2 separate regions of the Mus musculus genome follow, and region 1 is linked to region 2. A link is a loop called in an ENCODE intact Hi-C map of the cell type or tissue named here. Cell type or tissue: heart. All regions are shown on one strand. Each heading gives the region's core, and the rest is flanking DNA. Links, peaks and the distances in the headings are about the cores only. Region 1 holds the start of Ptp4a2 (protein tyrosine phosphatase 4a2). Region 2 overlaps Tinagl1 (tubulointerstitial nephritis antigen-like 1).

Region 1 (5,369 bases), core at 96-5,095, 350 kb after region 2:
CCTCTGCTCCAATAAATTCCCCCCCAATAACAAACAAAATTCCCAAGCATAAAAGTCTGCTACATTTCTTTAATCAGACTTTCCTCCCAGACACATCCCAGGTGCCTCATAAAAACTGTCTCGAAGCACACACCCTGGGGCCCCAAGACAGTTTCAAGGCACTCTCCTCCTCCCGCATGAAAGCCTAGCTTAGGACCCCACATGCCTCAAGTCAGCATCTCCTCCAACCATCCTCTTGCCTCAAAGGCACTTGTCCTCTCCATTGGCTTCCCCAGCTCTCCTGTGTGCAAACTGCTAGGTCATTCTAAGGATGAGAAATTTCAAAATCAGATATGCTACTGAGAGAATGGTTTGGTATTCTGGAAAAATGACCTTAAACATTTTTAATCCAATTCTTATCATCTGTGTGACCTGGGACAAGCTACTGAACAAAGTGCCTGCTGCCCATGCGTCTCTTATCTCACTAAGTCCAGGGGGCACATCACCAAACCCCCAGTGCCTAGCAAACAAACAGAAGCATCTCAAAAAGCCTGCCAAACAAATGCCAACAAGGCTAACCTCCCCTTCGTGGCGTGATAAATGAATATTAAAGGCACCTGAAGCATAGCAGCACTTATTACTAATCACTCCCACCTCCCAGGAAAAGACAATTCTGCCTCTCAAGCAGGGGATGCCAGTTTCTGAGAGGACACACTAAGAATACACCATTCATTTCTACCCAAGCTTAGTGGGGTCATGCCTGCCATGTTAGCAGCTGGAAAGCTGCAGCAAGAATACCACAAATGTCAGGCCAGCAGTTAAGTTCCAGGCCAGGCTACAGGATGAGACCTGACCTCAAAAGAACTATGATAGATAACTTCATATTGAATTTTGTTGTAATTCTATACCCACTATCACAAAGAACCACCTTTTTTTTTAACTTTCCTTATTCCCAACATTTTTTTGTAGTAGTGTCACTAGGAATTAAACTGAGTTCTTCTTTGTACGAGGCAGTGCTCTACGGCAGAGCTATCCTCAGATCCCTTTTACTATTTTGAACACCCCCCCTCCTTTTTTTTTTTTTTTTTACTATTTTGAGATTTAGGCCTCACAAAGTTTCACAAACTGCCCCTGAAACCTTCCATCCTCTGGCCTCTGATGCCCGAGGAGCTGAGATCACAGACCTCTGCCACCAGGCTCAGTTTTACTCACTTATTTCCAATTACCTTCTATGATTACATCATTAAACAGAAAATCTTTATCAACAGTTCATCTCAAATCCCCAACTCAGCCTACTTATATACCTATACCTTTAACACTTGGGAGAGACTTGAGGCAGGAAGATCAGAGTTCAAAGCCAACCTGTTATGAAGCATTTGAGATGATACCAAATCAAGAACCTATTTGGAACTTCTAAAAGTCCAATAAAACAAATGAAACAAAAGAACTTCTTCTGCATCCCCCATAGAAAAAGTCCATTAACAATTCTTTCCGATCATCCGATCCAAAACTAAGAGTGTCAGGATCAAAAAACGAAGCTCTGATAATGTGAGTTCTTCTATAGTCTTAGTTTCCTCTTGCACACTAACAAGGCTCAACTTCTCTCACTTCCTGTCTGAAACAGCTCAGTAACACAGAGCGGGGAAGCAAGTAAATACCATATACTAATCCAGCAATAGCGACTCCAAACTGAAACATTTGCTGAATGCCTACAATGACGCTAGATTAGTCACTTTATACTTCGTGACAAATCCAAGGGCAGAAACTAAACTATGGCACTTTATCGATATTTATGACCGTTTCTTAGGCGCTTTTCTGCAGAAGGATACGAGAGAGTCACAGATAAAAGATACCGCGGCTTACCTCATTAAATAGCCTTGACCTCAACACTGAGCATTTGCCAAAAAAAAAAAAGTTTACGCTTCCGAATACTTTACCGGCTAAAACTCAGACTCCGGGACAAGAGTCAAGCTTGGATGGTTAGCGCTGGGAAATGGGGGTGGGGAGGATGGCAAAGACATCTCTGGAAATTCATAAATTTACAATACATTTTTACGAAAAGGGGAAAGAACGCCAGAGATCAGCGTCACGGGAGACTCAGACCCTTTTCTCTTACTTGACTGCAACTCAGGGATCCCACGCTTGAGTGAATTAAGTCCCTGGACGCGAAGGGTTCCCTATCAACACAAAGACCAAGGGGCCTCCAGGATGCCTGTGCTCACGCGCCGGACAAACGCAGGCGCACCCCTGCACACCACCTAGTCCGCCACGCTCCTCCTCGTCCCCACTCGCTCTCACCACACCTTCGCCCCCACAAGGACACATGCTGCCCGCACACGCACCTTCTCCCGCATTCTTCTACGCTCTCTCGCTCTCTCGCTCGCTCACCCCACCTCGAGCCGCGCTCCCCGCCCCTGGCCCGGCCCGGCCCTCCTTCCGGGGACGTGTCTCGGGCCTGCTCTAATGGCAGCGGCGCCTCCCGCCCTCCCCTGCCCGAGGCCCGGGCGCCGCGCGGGGCCGCCCGGGAGGGGCGCACTCACGCTGGCAAGCTGGGGACTGGGCATTGAAGGCCGGCGGAGGCGGGAGCGAGGAGGCGCCTCTCTCCTCAGTCACCTCGGCGGCGGCGGCGGCGGCGGGAGCGGCGGCGGCGGCGGCGACGACTCCCCCCCAGCCTCGGCGCGCGACACCCGGCCCGGCCCGGCGGCGGCGGCGGCGGCGCGTGTCCACGAGTCCGTCTTGCTGCTGCTACTGTTGCTGCCGCGACCGCCGCTGTGTTCCCCCCCCGCTGCCGCCGCTGCCCCCGCTACCGCCGCTGCCCGCTGGCGTCGCCTCGCGCCGTGCCCGGCCGCTGCTGCCGCTCCAGCCGCTCCCGGACGAACGACGGTTACAGCCCGGCCGATCGCGCCGCCGCCACCACCGCTGCGCGCGCAGCCGGACCAGCTCCCGCCGCCGCCCCTCAGGGGGCGCTGCGGGGCGCGGCGCGCGCGGCGCAGCCACGCCCTCGGAACCGATGATTGGCTGCCGGCGGCTCGCGGCGGTTGGCCCCACCCACTCTGCCTACAGAGCTTTGACCCACTGCCCTGGGCGCCTCCCGCGCTCCGCCTCCGCGTGGCTTGCTGCGCTCGGCACTGGGGGCGACGGAAGGCGTATACATGTGACCGGCGCGGGGTGGGGGTAGCGGGGTGACGAACGTGGCTGAGGGAAGCGCCCGCCCACTCTGCGACTCGCCCATCCGCACCTGGGTCTAAGTTAGCGCCTCTGGCCACCCAGTGACCCGCAAGGTCGCGGGCGGATTCCGGATCCCGGGAGGCGCCTCGAGCCAGATCCCGCTGGGTCTGGGACTGGGACTGGGCGGCAACCGGGGCCTGAGCTCGGGGATTTCCAGCTCAGAAGTGGGGAACCGAGTACCTTATACTTGGCTGTCCTTCCTGGAGGCCTCGAACATCTCTGCGAAGTCTCTCTGCCCTGCTCCCCAGACCTCTATCGGGCAAGCAACACACAGACTCTTTAGATACGGAAATGCAGAATTAAGGAAAAAGTTTTTTCCTAGGTATTCTCAACTATTAAGCGGAATACTGTCTTCACAGCACAGATACTCTTCAATACTTAAATAAAGTATGAAGAATGGGCGTGATTAAAAAAAAAAGTCTGGCGGTGGTGGCCTATGCCTTTAAACCCAGTTCAAGGCCAGCCTGGTCTACAGAAAGAAAGCACCTCTAGAATTGGAACTGGGAATAGAACTCTGGGAAAAGCTTGCCTTGCATGTGAGGCCCTAAATTCAACTCTTGGGAGCCTCAAAAAAAAAAAAAAGTTTGAGTTGGATTTTAACAGTTTTGAAGATTATCTTAGAGATTCTCTAATGGAAGGAGGTTTTTTGTGTTGTGTTGTTTTGTTTTGTTTTTGTTTGCCTTTTGCTTTTGAAACCTGGCCAGAAGTTATAAGCCAGTTCATGCATCTTGATTTCTTGTTTGGAAAATGTGGTTACCCGGTGAGTTGGGAGGCTGGTTTGGGCTATTGCCAAGTGGAACAGGAAAAGGCTCTGGAGGCTGGCCTGAGAAGTGGGTTAGATTTCCCCAAGATGGGAGTGGGCAGAAAAGTGTATACTCACTATCCCGCACGGAACCCTCGCCCACCCAGGATTGACACTTACAAGGAAATGAGAATGCCCCTGGAGCTATCGCTCCCCAGTGTGTTCATCCTGCCCTTGCCCTGTGAGGAAATGCAGTGGTCAGTGGTCATTAGCCCTTTCCCACGAGGCAGTCCTGGAGCATCGCTCCTCACCAGAAGCTGCCCTTTAGAACTTAGTTTTAAAAAGAAAGATCTAATGACTCAGCCTCCTACAGCCACAGCGCAGAACTCAGGAGGATGGGGTATTTTAGGGCAAGTCTGTGTGGCCTTGCTGTGTGGGAGTTAAAAGGCCTTGAGGAGCAAGAGAGTCTAGAGATTAGAATCAAGGCCCCTGGCAGAGGGTGTGAAGGCTGCGCAAGGGTTGCCTGCATTATTCTCCCAGCCTTTCTTCAGGCAGCGTCTCTCCAAGGACAGACTGGAGAGGAAGAACTAACCACCCAGCAGAACTTTGGCTGCATTTCCTGGTTATGGATGCTTCATTTATGGCTTCAAAACACCTTATTATGCACATCCTACCATAGTATGTACAACATGCTATAAATGCCTGTTTTCATGATTCTCCTCTGCAGGACCGGTCTACTAGGGCAAATGAGTAGATAGCTGAAGGAATGAATTTCCCACCGCCTGGCTCTCAGCCGGGCCCTAAAATATCAGTAAGTAACATAACATGAGGATAACAGCAACACCTACACTAATGGCCATTTTTAAAAGCACCTACTCTATTCCAAGCTCTGGGCAAGGTGCTTTTAAATAAATTACCAGACTTATGTTTCTAAATAACCCTGTGAAGAAGGTATTATTAACTCATTTTAAAAGAGAATAGAGGCTTAGAGAAATGAAACGTCAGAGGCAGAACTTGGCCCGGGTTTGTCTGCCTCTGGGGCCCAGATAATCGTGTTAGTCTCTGACTTCCGTCACTAATTGGTGTCCCGCAGAGTGCGCTGGAAAGCCTACCGAGACCTCGGGCGCCCACCTATACGAGACCACAGGGTCACCATCACTGCGCCTTACCCGTAGGCCAGTGAAGAGGTATACAAGCCTCTCAAACCTAGTTTTTCCAGAGAAGGTTACAAGGCAGTTTTACTTCCTCCCCACCATAAACAGAGCGGGAACCGGGCTGCGGGTGCCTTATTAAACCCAAACCACCTTGGCAGTGAGCTTCACACATAAGTACCCTGAGTTTATCCAGGGCCATTGCTGAAGCACTCCAAGTGCCATTAGCTTATTAATCCTCCCAGCCCCCATGTGAGGCTAAAGCTGGC
Region 2 (5,369 bases), core at 94-5,093:
TTTATGATGGAGTATTAGACAAACAAGAGACTTATGCACTCAGAAGGGGTACCACTGAGGGGAAAGTGGGACATAGGTGAGTTCTTTTTGGTGGGACCCTCAAACATCAGAGACCGGAGAAGGTTCAGCCATGTTCCAGTTTCTGAGTATCTAAGGGAAGTTCATTCAAGACCTCAAGTCTAACTGAAATCACTCATGGATCGGCCTGGCCTCAGAGCATCTGGGACAGGGATGCTGAGTGAGCTGACCTGGTTTGGCATCAGAGGAGGAGGGGCATGAAGATAGATAGGTTCATGATATGTATCTTTGGCACGCACTGACAGGGCACATGTCAGGTTCACGGTAGACTCCAGCACCTGACCTCTAAGATGAGGACAGTGGGAGGAGCAGACCAGGGGAAGGCTGGATGGCTTTAATCTGAAATGCCATTACACATCTTTTTTGTTTGTTTGTTTGCTTGTTTGTTAGTTTTTTTTTTTTTTTTTTGAGACAGGGTTTCTCTTTATAGCCCTGGCTGTCCTGGAACTCACTCTGTAGACCAGGCTGGCCTCGAACTCAGAAATCCGCCTGCCTCTGCCTCCCGAGTGCTGGGATTAAAGGCATGCGCCACCACCGCCGGGCACCATTACACATCTGGAGGTATGGTCAGCTGAACATGAGCTATAAAAGAAGGAGGGGGACCCAGGGCTCCTGATATGTGAACAATGAAAGCCGAAAGCACCCACAATGGGCCAAGCCCTTCAGAGGCTTGCCACGGAATCCCTGGAAAGTGGTACTAGGCATTGTCCTCGCTTTGCTGATGAGAACATAGACAGAGGGTGTGGGGCTCTAAAAATAACCTCCTCGAGGCCACAAAACAGTCCAGCAGGACCAGTCCATGGTCTTAGCTGCTTGGCAGTACTGTCTCAATCTTTCATGTACTCAATAGCTATAAACTAGGATGCAGGTTCATAATCCCAGCTATGCTGGATGCTGAGGCAGGAGGATGCTGAGGCCAAAGGTAGTTGGAACTCCAGAGTCATTTCCAAGCCAGCCTGCATAACTTAGTGACACCCTGTCTCAAAAGACAGACAGAAGGGACCGTGGCCCAGGGAGGAACATCTGCTTAACCGCCATAGGGTTCAGTCCCAAAGACAACGAAAAACAATATTTACTGGATGATCATCATTTACAGGTCCCCCCCCCGACCCCCAGGGGCTAAGTGGGCTGAGGATGTAGCTCAGTAGAGTGCCAGCCAAGTAGGTTAGAAGCCCTAGGTTTGATCCTCAGCACCACCTAAAACCTGACTTGGCGGTGCAGAGGCAGGAGGATCAGAAGTTCAAGGACCGTCTTGGGGCAAAATAGAGAGTTCAAGGCCAGCTTTCGATACGTGAGATATACTGTAAGAAAAAAAGGCAAGGTGGGGGTGGGGGTGGCGACGGGAGAACAGGTCACAGCGCTTGTTGCCGTGAAGGACTCTGGCTCTTTTTCTGTGGTGTGAGTGGAGGGTTGGAGCAGAGGCGCGACGTGTCTTAGCCTTAACAGGATGGCTGCGGCCACGTGGGGTGGCGCAGGGTGGAGGGCGGGCCAGGGAGACTGTAGCAGCCATCAGGTGAAAGGTGGCTGGGCAGAGGTGGCCGAGAGAGAATGAGGCACGGTCTGGATCCGGAGTGCACTGGATCAACGCGTGAGGGGTCAAAGGTGACTCCAGGCTTTGAGTCTGAGCTGCAGGAAGTAACATGATCTAGAACTTGGACCCACATTAAGCAGAACCTGTTGCTACACCCCCACAATGGTGATGTTGAGGAACTACGAGATCCTGGGCAGCAGAGATAAACTTAAGAATTGTGGACTTGCCTTTCAAAGCCACCAGGCTGGGTGGGACCATTCAGGGGTTCCACTCCAGTGACTGGCTCAGAATCCCAGGCCCACATGGATCTCTGGGGCTCTACAGCCCCCAGCCCCTTAGCCACAATTTCTTTATTTCTTTTCTTTTTCCATTCTAGCACCTGCCATGAGGGAGGGCATTGGGAGTGCGACCAGGAGCCGTGTCTAGTGGACCCAGACATGATTAAAGCCATCAACCGAGGCAACTACGGGTGAGAGGCCCTGGGTATCAGTGGGCACAGGAGGGTGCATACCTGTGCACACACATGATCATCACACATGGCTATTATGCTACGCACACATGTTAGAACTGACTTCTGTCCCTTGTAGCTGTCACGGCTCCAGGACCTCTAGCCTTGACAGGTTTGACTTTCCCTTCTCTCCTCCAGGTGGCAGGCTGGGAACCACAGTGCCTTCTGGGGCATGACCCTGGATGAGGGCATTCGCTACCGCCTGGGCACAATCCGCCCATCCTCCACTGTCATGAATATGAATGAGATTTATGTAAGTCCGTGCTCGCCCACATCCCTACCATCTATCTCCCAATGACTTAGCACGTGGGAACGATGAGCCTCTTCTTGTCCTGCCAAGAGCCTGTCCTCCAGGATGAGGCTGTGTGGCCTTGGGCATATCATTGCCTTCTCTGATGGGACTGTGCTTCCAAACCTTCTGGTGCTTGAAGCAGCCCCTCCTGCCTCCTCAGCCTGGGAAAAAATGCTGTTGGGTCCAGTACAGCTGGGTCAAGACCCAAGGGGCCGAGGGGGTCACCTTGGTATTTTAGGAAAAGAGGGACAGACAGCTCTGGCCAGAAAGCAACAATTCTCGGAAAAACTGCTGACTCAGTGAATCCCCTAGGGAGGAGGGGGCTTCTGTTTTTCCACCAGACCCTGCCAGTCTTAGGGAGAGTGGGGGCAGGTAAAGACTCCCATGCAGCCTGGGCAGGGCTCTGCTGTCCATCAAAGCAGACAGGGAGAGGCCAGGGGACTTCTGCTCAAGGCCAGGGTGACCAGCCCCTGGCCCTGCCTTTCTCCCTGGGGCTGCTTTGCTATTTTCTGCTGTTTGTCTTGGCGGCCTGCCTGGTCACGGGACCTTACTGTTTCTTCCCGCCCCTGTCCTTTGGGGCTTGGAGGCCACTGCCACGGCAGGAAGGAGGGTGTGGCTGATCAGAAGGTACAGAGAAAAGTGGCAGGAGAAGAGAGTGGGAAGCGGGTGGCCCTGGCTGCCGTGCCTCATTACCCACGTGTAATCTTTGCGGGTCCCTGAACAGGGCTGATTATTCCACTCAAGTAACGGGAATGCCACTACCCCACCCCACCCCCAGAAGCAGGGCAACACCGGATCCCAATGCCGGAGGCTCTGGATTCTCATTGTGCCTCCAAAGCGTGGGTTCATGGGATGACAGGACCATGCTAGAAAGCAAGTGGAATCACTTTTTTTTTTTTTTTTTTTTTTTTTTTTTTTTTTTACAGACGGTGCTGGGCCAAGGGGAAGTGCTACCCACTGCCTTTGAAGCTTCAGAGAAGTGGCCCAACCTGATCCACGAGCCATTGGACCAGGGCAATTGTGCAGGTTCCTGGGCTTTCTCCACAGCAGGTGTGTCCAGGGGCAGGAGCTGGCACTAGAGAGGAGGGCCACGGCCTGGCTTCTGACAGCTCTTTCTGCCTTCCCCACTAGCTGTCGCATCTGATCGCGTCTCTATCCATTCTTTGGGACACATGACACCCATCCTATCACCGCAAAACCTGCTGTCCTGTGATACCCACCACCAGCAGGGCTGCCGAGGTGGGCGTCTTGATGGCGCTTGGTGGTTCCTGCGGCGCCGCGGGTACGCACGCGCACAGGGGTTGTGGGCTGGAAGAGGATATAGCACCCTTTAGAACCTAGGCTTTGTGGTGCCATAGCGCTATGGCTCTTGCTTCTTTCTCTAGGGTGGTGTCTGACAACTGTTACCCATTCTCCGGCCGTGAGCAGAACGAGGCCAGCCCCACTCCTCGTTGTATGATGCACAGCCGCGCCATGGGGCGGGGCAAGCGCCAAGCCACTTCCCGCTGCCCCAATGGTCAGGTTGATTCCAACGACATCTACCAGGTCACGCCTGCCTACCGCCTGGGCTCTGATGTAAGTCTAAACATGGGAAGGGCGGAGAAGCAAGAGTTGGGGGTTTGGTCCGCTAAATCTTACACTGATGGACCTTTCTCCACCCCCACCCCCCCCCCCCCAGGAGAAGGAGATCATGAAGGAGCTAATGGAAAACGGCCCTGTTCAAGGTAACCATCCCCAGGCTTTCTCTGGTTCCAGAAACTTCTTGCTGGAGGCTGGGCGCAGGGCCTAAGAAATCTCTCCAACTTTAGGTACCAGATGCAGTTGTAAGAGGAGTGGAGGGTCCGTTACCCTTTCTTTGCAGGAAGCTCCTACTTAAATCAATGTCTAATATGAGGCTCTGGTGTCTGGATGCTCAGAATAGCAGGCCAAGCCCTGTCTTTGTCTCTGCCCACAGCACTCATGGAAGTACACGAGGACTTCTTCTTGTACCAGCGTGGCATCTACAGCCACACACCTGTAAGCCAGGGGAGGCCGGAGCAGTACCGCAGACATGGGACTCACTCAGTCAAGATCACTGGGTGAGTGAGGTTCCTGAGGGCACATGGGACTAGGAGCAGTGGCATTTACTCTGGGAATTCTCTGAAATTCTTTGTGTTCTCTGCCAAACTGAGGCTGCTCCTCCCTCCTCCCATTGCCAAAAAGGAAACAGACACAGAGAGGAGGGGCTGCTTGCAGGGGTGCGGGGACCGTGAGGAGCTTTGAAGGGTGTCTGGGAACAGTGAAACTGCCCCCTTGAATTTGAGAATTCAAGAGCTAATGGGGTGGGGTTGGGGGAGCGCATCCGGGACCTCAGCACTGAGATGTGGGCAGAAGGATTCGGAGCTAAAAGGTCACCTTTGCCTTCAACTTCACGAGTAGTTTGGACTATGTGAAACCTTGTCTCAAAACACAAACTTGTCCCAACTCTGGCCAACCACTGAGTGACAGGCTATGCAGAGAGGGGTGAACACTCATCAGGTCCCTGGCTACGCTCAGATTTCAGAAGTCACAGGGGTAGCTTGGGGGTGCTGCGATCCAGATGTTGAGACCCGGTGCAAGCAGTGCCCCCTCTCCCTCTTGCTTTGCCGCTAGGTGGGGAGAAGAGACGCTGCCAGACGGAAGGACCATTAAGTACTGGGTGAGTCTCTGGTGCGAGGCTGAGTCCCAAGTTCCTGCCCTTCTGAGCCCTCCATCATCTGTCTTTTGCCTCATGTCTCTCCCCTTTTCACTCCCAGACTGCTGCCAACTCGTGGGGCCCATGGTGGGGTGAAAGGGGCCACTTCCGGATCGTGCGTGGCACCAACGAGTGCGACATCGAGACCTTCGTGCTGGGCGTCTGGGGTCGCGTGGGAATGGAGGACATGGGGCACCACTGAGTCTCAGCCACTAGGCGAGGTGGGATCCACAGCCACAGAAGAGGC

Evidence for each region. Peaks named below come from ENCODE experiments on the same cell type or tissue, not always from the same donor. Only the 100,000 strongest peaks of a DNase experiment are listed, where the experiment ranks them.
Region 1: it touches region 2 in a loop (1.8-fold over the local background); 2 of 42 quality-filtered maps call a loop at or near these places.

The regions. Positions count from the first base shown.
Region 1 is chr4:129,817,752-129,823,120 of GRCm38, reverse strand. It overlaps Ptp4a2 (protein tyrosine phosphatase 4a2), which reads right to left and starts at 2,642. Exons shown (of 6, transcript NM_008974.4): 1 at 2,520-2,642. In heart, for the core only: CTCF peaks have their summits at 2,373 and 3,003; DNase peaks (open chromatin) are centred at 610, 2,420, 3,080 and 4,150; H3K4me3 peaks cover 4,355 bases; H3K27ac peaks cover 3,786 bases.
Region 2 is chr4:130,166,020-130,171,388 of GRCm38, reverse strand. It overlaps Tinagl1 (tubulointerstitial nephritis antigen-like 1), which reads left to right. Exons shown (of 12, transcript NM_001168333.1): 4 at 1,986-2,078; 5 at 2,256-2,370; 6 at 3,336-3,459; 7 at 3,541-3,691; 8 at 3,795-3,984; 9 at 4,088-4,133; 10 at 4,364-4,487; 11 at 5,041-5,086; 12 at 5,184-5,369. The coding sequence ends at 5,324. Among named protein-coding and RNA genes, the nearest start is that of Gm52490, 4.6 kb to the left of the region's middle. In heart, for the core only: a CTCF peak has its summit at 2,258 (motif pointing right); DNase peaks (open chromatin) are centred at 808, 2,948, 3,908, 4,568 and 2 weaker places; H3K4me3 peaks cover 1,632 bases; H3K27ac peaks cover 4,688 bases.